2 separate regions of the Homo sapiens genome follow, and region 2 is linked to region 1. Evidence: chromatin loops called from intact Hi-C (ENCODE). Cell type or tissue: prostate gland. All regions are shown on one strand. Links, peaks and the distances in the headings refer to the core of each region. The heading gives the core; the rest is flanking DNA. Region 1 overlaps ADCY2 (adenylate cyclase 2). Region 2 overlaps ADCY2 (adenylate cyclase 2).

The links. Hi-C counts contacts between places; a loop is a spot of excess contacts. Peaks named below come from ENCODE experiments on the same cell type or tissue, not always from the same donor. Only the 100,000 strongest peaks of a DNase experiment are listed, where the experiment ranks them.
Region 2: it touches region 1 in a loop (7-fold over the local background); 8 of 110 quality-filtered maps call a loop at or near these places.

The regions. Positions count from the first base shown.
Region 1 is chr5:7,815,046-7,817,964 of GRCh38, forward strand. It overlaps ADCY2 (adenylate cyclase 2), which reads left to right. Exons shown (of 25, transcript NM_020546.3): 23 at 1,821-1,935. Among named protein-coding and RNA genes, the nearest start is that of CFAP90, 35 kb to the right of the region's middle. RefSeq lists a silencer at 1-85 and enhancers at 155-692, 929-1,657, 1,658-2,385. In prostate gland, for the core only: a CTCF peak has its summit at 1,418 (motif pointing left); a DNase peak (open chromatin) is centred at 1,396; H3K27ac peaks cover 773 bases.
Region 2 is chr5:7,751,726-7,754,644 of GRCh38, forward strand. The region is part of intron 15 of ADCY2 (adenylate cyclase 2); the gene reads left to right. Among named protein-coding and RNA genes, the nearest start is that of CFAP90, 98 kb to the right of the region's middle. In prostate gland, for the core only: no CTCF peak of the experiment used is centred there; no DNase peak of the experiment used is centred there.

The DNA.
Region 1 (2,919 bases), core at 281-2,780:
GGCACATTCACGATCCTTCCTGGGTGCGTGCTTCTCGAATGCACAGCGGTCAGCTTTGACCTTCCGCCAAAGCCTAACCAGTCCGTGTCTGCATTCCTCCCAGCCATTTCCTCTTGGTGATCCCACTGCCAACCTAAGTATAGTTATTCAATAGGCATTTATTGAGTTCTTCTTCTTTGTCAGGGACTTTATTCTGCTGTGGAGACACAGATTAATAGAGCAAAGTCTCTACCCTGGTGGAGCTCACAAACCAGTGAGGGATGCCGACTTGAAAAGACACAAGGCACTGGCTTCCGTGCTAACACGGACATCCATTCGGCCAAGCAGCCATGCCCGGCAGGCCTGGGACCGCATGTCATTGAAACCCCGAAGGCCCAGCAGCCCAGCAGGCAGGCTGGAACAGAAACCGTGCTCCACCCCACTTTGGTGCACAGAATCGTTAAGTATTGGGGGAGCAGAAACCTTCAGGACATTTAAAGGAATTAAATGAATTCTACGCATATACTAATAATGTAACAAAAAATAGAAACTTTTAAAAAGGTGAAATTCCAAATATAAATATAGTAAGTGCTACAAATTCATGTTAAATATAAACAGGTAACAGGAATGATAAACAGAAATTAATAGGAAATCTGCATAGAAATGTTCACTTCTTCCCACTGGGAAATCTTCAGGACTTCTCTCCTTCAGCTCTGTAATTCCCTCCTCCTCGTGGGATGACACAGCCCTCAAGGACGAGTAAATGAGGAAATTGTTACCCTCCATATTAGTTTGCTAAGGCTGCCATAACAAAGTACTGCAAACGGGGGACTTAAACCACAGAAGTTAATTGCCTCGCTGTTCTGGAGACTGGAAACCAAAGATCAAGTCGTCAGCAAGGTTGGTCTCTCCTGAGGCCTCTCTTCTCCCCCTGTCGGGCCTCTTTCCTTCCTCTCCTTGTGTCTTCACACGGCCTTCCCTTTGTGGGTGACTGGGTCCTAACTGCCTCTTCTTAAAAGGACACCAGTCATATTGGATTAGGGCCCACCCTTATAAGCTCATTTTATCTTAATCACCCCTTTAAAGACCCTATCTCCAAATATGGTCATATCCTGAGAGACTGGGGTTAGGACTTTAACATATGAACTTGGAGGGACACAATTTAGCCTAAAATCCTCCATTTCAAGGCCTAAGAGGGCAAAAGGAGGGGGATGTTCCCAGAACTAGAGAGAGCTGCAGTGCAGAGACAGTAGCTGCCACCCGGGGCAGTAGCCCTTGTCCTCCGTGAAGAAGACTGACCCCTGTGGAAAGCCTGCGGTGAGCAGGGAAGAGGAGGAACGAGGCCCCAAGCCTCCTCCCTGCTCTCTTTTTCCACTGCACCTCCCACTGGGCAATCGCCACTGGCAGCCCAAGGACAAGGAGCGGGCACCCCCTAGCGGTCAGGCCACCAGAGCCAGAGCCCCGCAGAGAAAGGCAAAGGCCGGCTGTGGAGGGGAAAGGAGGGAAGAAGGCGCCAGCCCCTCCTCAAAGCCAGCTTCCCTTGGTGATTTCTGGACTAATACGATACAGGTTCCCCGTGGTCAGCCTTAGCCCGCATGATGCGTTTGGCCTGAGGGGGCCTGAGACACGGAAGTCAGTGTCTTCTAGCACCTAACGTCTCCCCTTGGCCACACAGTGCTTCCTTGAGATGGGATTTGATTCTTATAGAATGTTTGCAGTGCCTTGTAGCATTAGAATTTGCCTGCATTCCTTTCTGCCTAAAGCTCAGGTTTGGGACAAAGGGGAACAGTTTCCAGCTGTGATGCTCTAACTTCCATCTGCCTGTGTGTGTTTGTTCTCAGGAGCCCGAGCGGCAGTACATGCACATTGGCACCATGGTGGAGTTTGCTTTTGCCCTGGTAGGGAAGCTGGATGCCATCAACAAGCACTCCTTCAACGACTTCAAATTGCGAGTGGGTACGTTCTGCAAAAGAGGTCTCGGTTTCAGTTGTGGCAAAGATGTGGAATAAGGAGTAAGTCAGGAGATATTGATGATCCTTTCAGTGTTGGAGTAGAACAATTACAAATGCATCCCGTTGCAAGACTGGATGACAGAAGGAAGGACACTTTTGAACAAATTAGAAAAAAAAAAACCCTTTGATTGGACCTAGGCTACCTGCACTCAGTCAAGGTCGCGTCTACAAACACGGCACGCACAGCCTTGAGCCATCCTGCGTTGCTGATTCACTGTGAGACATCCACTAAGAGCTGCTACATTATTTTATGGGCTGTTGCCAATTAAACTGGGACCTGCCACTAACTATAAGATACACCCATATTTCAGAGATGTAAAAATATTTTCTTTAAAAAAGTGGATCTTAGAATTGTTGCAATACAGTTCCATCTTCCTGGGGCCACAAGCTGTAAGAACACCAAATGTGTCATAGGTTCTGAAACAGCGACAGCTTTTCCGATTGTGTTCAAATCCTAGAGAAAAAAAAATCCAGCTTTCTTTATAATATTGTTAAAAAATAACCTTTAGGCCTGGTGCAGTGGCTCATGCCTGTAACCCCAGCACTTTCGGAGGCTGAGGTGGGAAGATCACTTGATTCCAGGAGTTTGAGACCAGCCTGGGCAACATGATGAGACCCCATCTCTACAAAAAATAAATTAGCTGAGCTTGGCGGCGCACGCCTGTAGTCCTAGCTACTTTGGAGGCTGAGGCGGAAGGATTGATTGAACCCAAGAGGTTGAGGCTGCAGCAAGCCATAATAGTGCCACTGCAATCCAGCCTGGGTGACAGAAAGAGACGCTGTCACCAAAAAAAAAAAAAAAAAAAAAAAAAAAAAAGTAACGTTTACTTGGTTGAAAACAAAGGCTTCCTGATTTCTAAATTTTTAACAGACTTTAAGTTGATTTTTTTTAGCATGTTTCATGACTTGCCTTTTACAAATTGTTGTT
Region 2 (2,919 bases), core at 285-2,784, 63 kb before region 1:
TGCAGCTGTCCACGTTTGGCTGGCCCAAGGAAATATCTTCTTTTCCCTATGGGTGTTAAAAGCTCACCCCCTAAGTGCCATAGCCTGAGTCCTGATCCAGGACACTCCTGGACCCACCCCACAGCCTCAGTTCCTTTATCACTGAGCTCTCTCTTTGTTTCTGTGCCCTGGTAATTTCCCTTTGAGTCCATCATTAAAAATAGTAAACAGAATCAACACGTATTTGACGAGTTCCTACCATTTAACAAACACTATACTGGCCTCTGGGAAAACAGAGACAAGTGCGATATGGTCACTGTCCTCAACCACCTCTGCATTTGGCCAGAGACAAGCATGTCAGCAAAAATGATGCAATGTGGTACCCAGTGGAGCAACAGTGCAGGGATGTGGCTCACCCAGGGCGAAAAGAAGAAACAGGTTGATTTTGTAAAATATGATTGATTGGCATAAAGAAGTCTTCCTATGGGAAATTAAAGGACAATTAAATAATCAAAGTACACATCACAGTCTTTGTGACATTAAATGTTACAAGTAATTATTGCTCCGGCTTATTCCTGCCATTCAGAATGACGGTCCTCAGCTAATTAAAATGCCAAAGTAGATGTTCCTTTAGGCAAATACACAAAAGTACATGTTTATATGAAACATGAAACCACTATATTTTCCAAGCAAGATTTTTAAGATGGATTTCGTTTTTCTAATAATAAAAGTTTGCTTCTCAGCCACTCTGATATCTTTATAACTTTTCTGGATTTTTTTTTTCATTTTATTAAGTTCACTTAATATGAGCTTCTACTTCTCTTCAAGTGTCTCATCTTATTGTTAAAATGGAAACTAATGAAACTGTAAATGAAGTCTACTTTTATAATGATTAAGTTAAATTATGAAGAATTAATTTTAGAGTGAAAAATTTAGATTTAACTTAATTTGAGAGACTACCAGTTGTTTCCATTGCAAGTGGATCAAAACAAGGGAAGAAAAAAAAAAGGAAAGAGAGAGGGAAGGAAGAGAAGCTGGCTGATATTTTTGGTGGAGCATGTATGAACATTTTGTTTTTCTGAGGAAGATCTGCATGTACTGGATTAAGAACATTGGGATTCATCCCACGTTTTTCCTACCACACCCCACTGCTCGTTGTCCCCATCATCAATTCTATGATAGGATTTTCCTTTTTTTTTTTTTTTTTTTTCTGAGACACAGTCTTGCTCTGTCACTCAGGCTGGAGTACAGTAGTGCAATCTCAGCTCACTGCAACCTCTGCCTCCCGGGTTCAAGCAGTTTTCCTGCTTCAGCCTCCTTAGTAGCTGGGATTACAGGCACCCGCCACCACACCCAGCTTATTTTTGTCTTTTTAGTAGAGACAGGGTTTCACCATGTTGGCCAGGATAGTCTCAAACTCCTGACCTCATGATCTGCCCATCTCAGCCTCCCAAAGTGCTGGGATTACAGGCGTGAGCCACAGTGCCTGGCTAGGATTTTCCTATATATTTCTTCTTTTATTACATCTCCCACTGCATTTAGTATCAATCCCTTGTTTGTTAATGGATGAATGTGATATTCACATCCAAGTGCATTTCTAGAAGGTACACGGTGAGCTCACTGTAAGTAAGAGCCGATCATGGGGTTCAGTGAGATGATCAAGGAAGGGAGGAAACAGATGTGGTTGAAATTATGCCAGGAGTTAAACCAAAGATCAAAGAAAATGACTCCACTGACTGGGCTCACAGCAGGCATTTTCTCATTTTCAGTTGAATAGTATCTTCCAAATAAAGGCCAAAATATTTTTTGAGATGTTGTCATTTATAACATTTAATTAGGATGGTCGGAATTTTGATAAACATTTTTCCACCAGAGCCTTTAATACTTAATCAAAAACAGGATAAACTGAAGCCAATGATCATATCAAGAGCCAAGTTGTAATTTTTCTACAGAGCTACACACTGAATCAAGGGTCTCCATTTTTCTTAATCAGGTTCCTTCCATTTTAGAATCTTAGTCCTGTTTCTCCTCTTATCCCCATCATTGGTTTCTTCTGCTCCCCCCACCAGCTTGATCCTCCACTTCCTCTTTCATCCCTGTCATTGCAACTGTCACCTCTCTGTTCTCTTCTACTTTCTTGTCCTTGCCAGCAGCAATGCCTACCAATTTTTACACTTCAGAACAGGTTTACTTACCTTGTCACTGCTTGGTGACAAGGAAAGATACCGCCTGTCTCCCTGACCTCTGGAACAACACATTTGGCATAAGTTTTAAAACAATTGTGAGGGAGAACTTTGAGGTATGCATGGAAAATGCATGGGTGAATAATTGAACCAAGCGCATCCTGAACCTGTTGTGCCAAACCCATGTCTGCCAAACCCCCATGCGTCTAGTAAGTAGCTGCAAGTGCTGCCGATTCGTCATTTTGCCTGGCATGTCACACGAACAGAAAAAAATTCCTGCATATCTGCCCGGGTCTGTTTTAGTAAGTTACTAGCCTATGAGCAGAATATAACATATTCCTATTAGATTAGCATATTTGACAAGATTATCACCACGTATTTTTCTAAATCTTCAAACACAGTAACTTGTTTTAATTTTGTAATTTCAAAAATTTGTCTGTGTAATAACTAGCTAATATTTTACCTAATTGACAGTGATATGCAATCTTAGCTAGATGTACATTTTCCCCTGAAGTAATAAACTTTTTAAATGTTCTACTGTTAACATTTTCATTATCATATCTATTGATAATTTCTGTGTACAGAAATTATCATAATTTCACAAATATAAGAGCATTGATTTTAATAATTTTCTCTTAAAGGTACTAACTGTAGTCAATCTGGATGTGAATATATAAATACTGTCTTAATTTGTGAGAATCAAACCAAATGCCATTATCTAATGGAATCTGAGCTAGATGAGCATAATATTTCATTT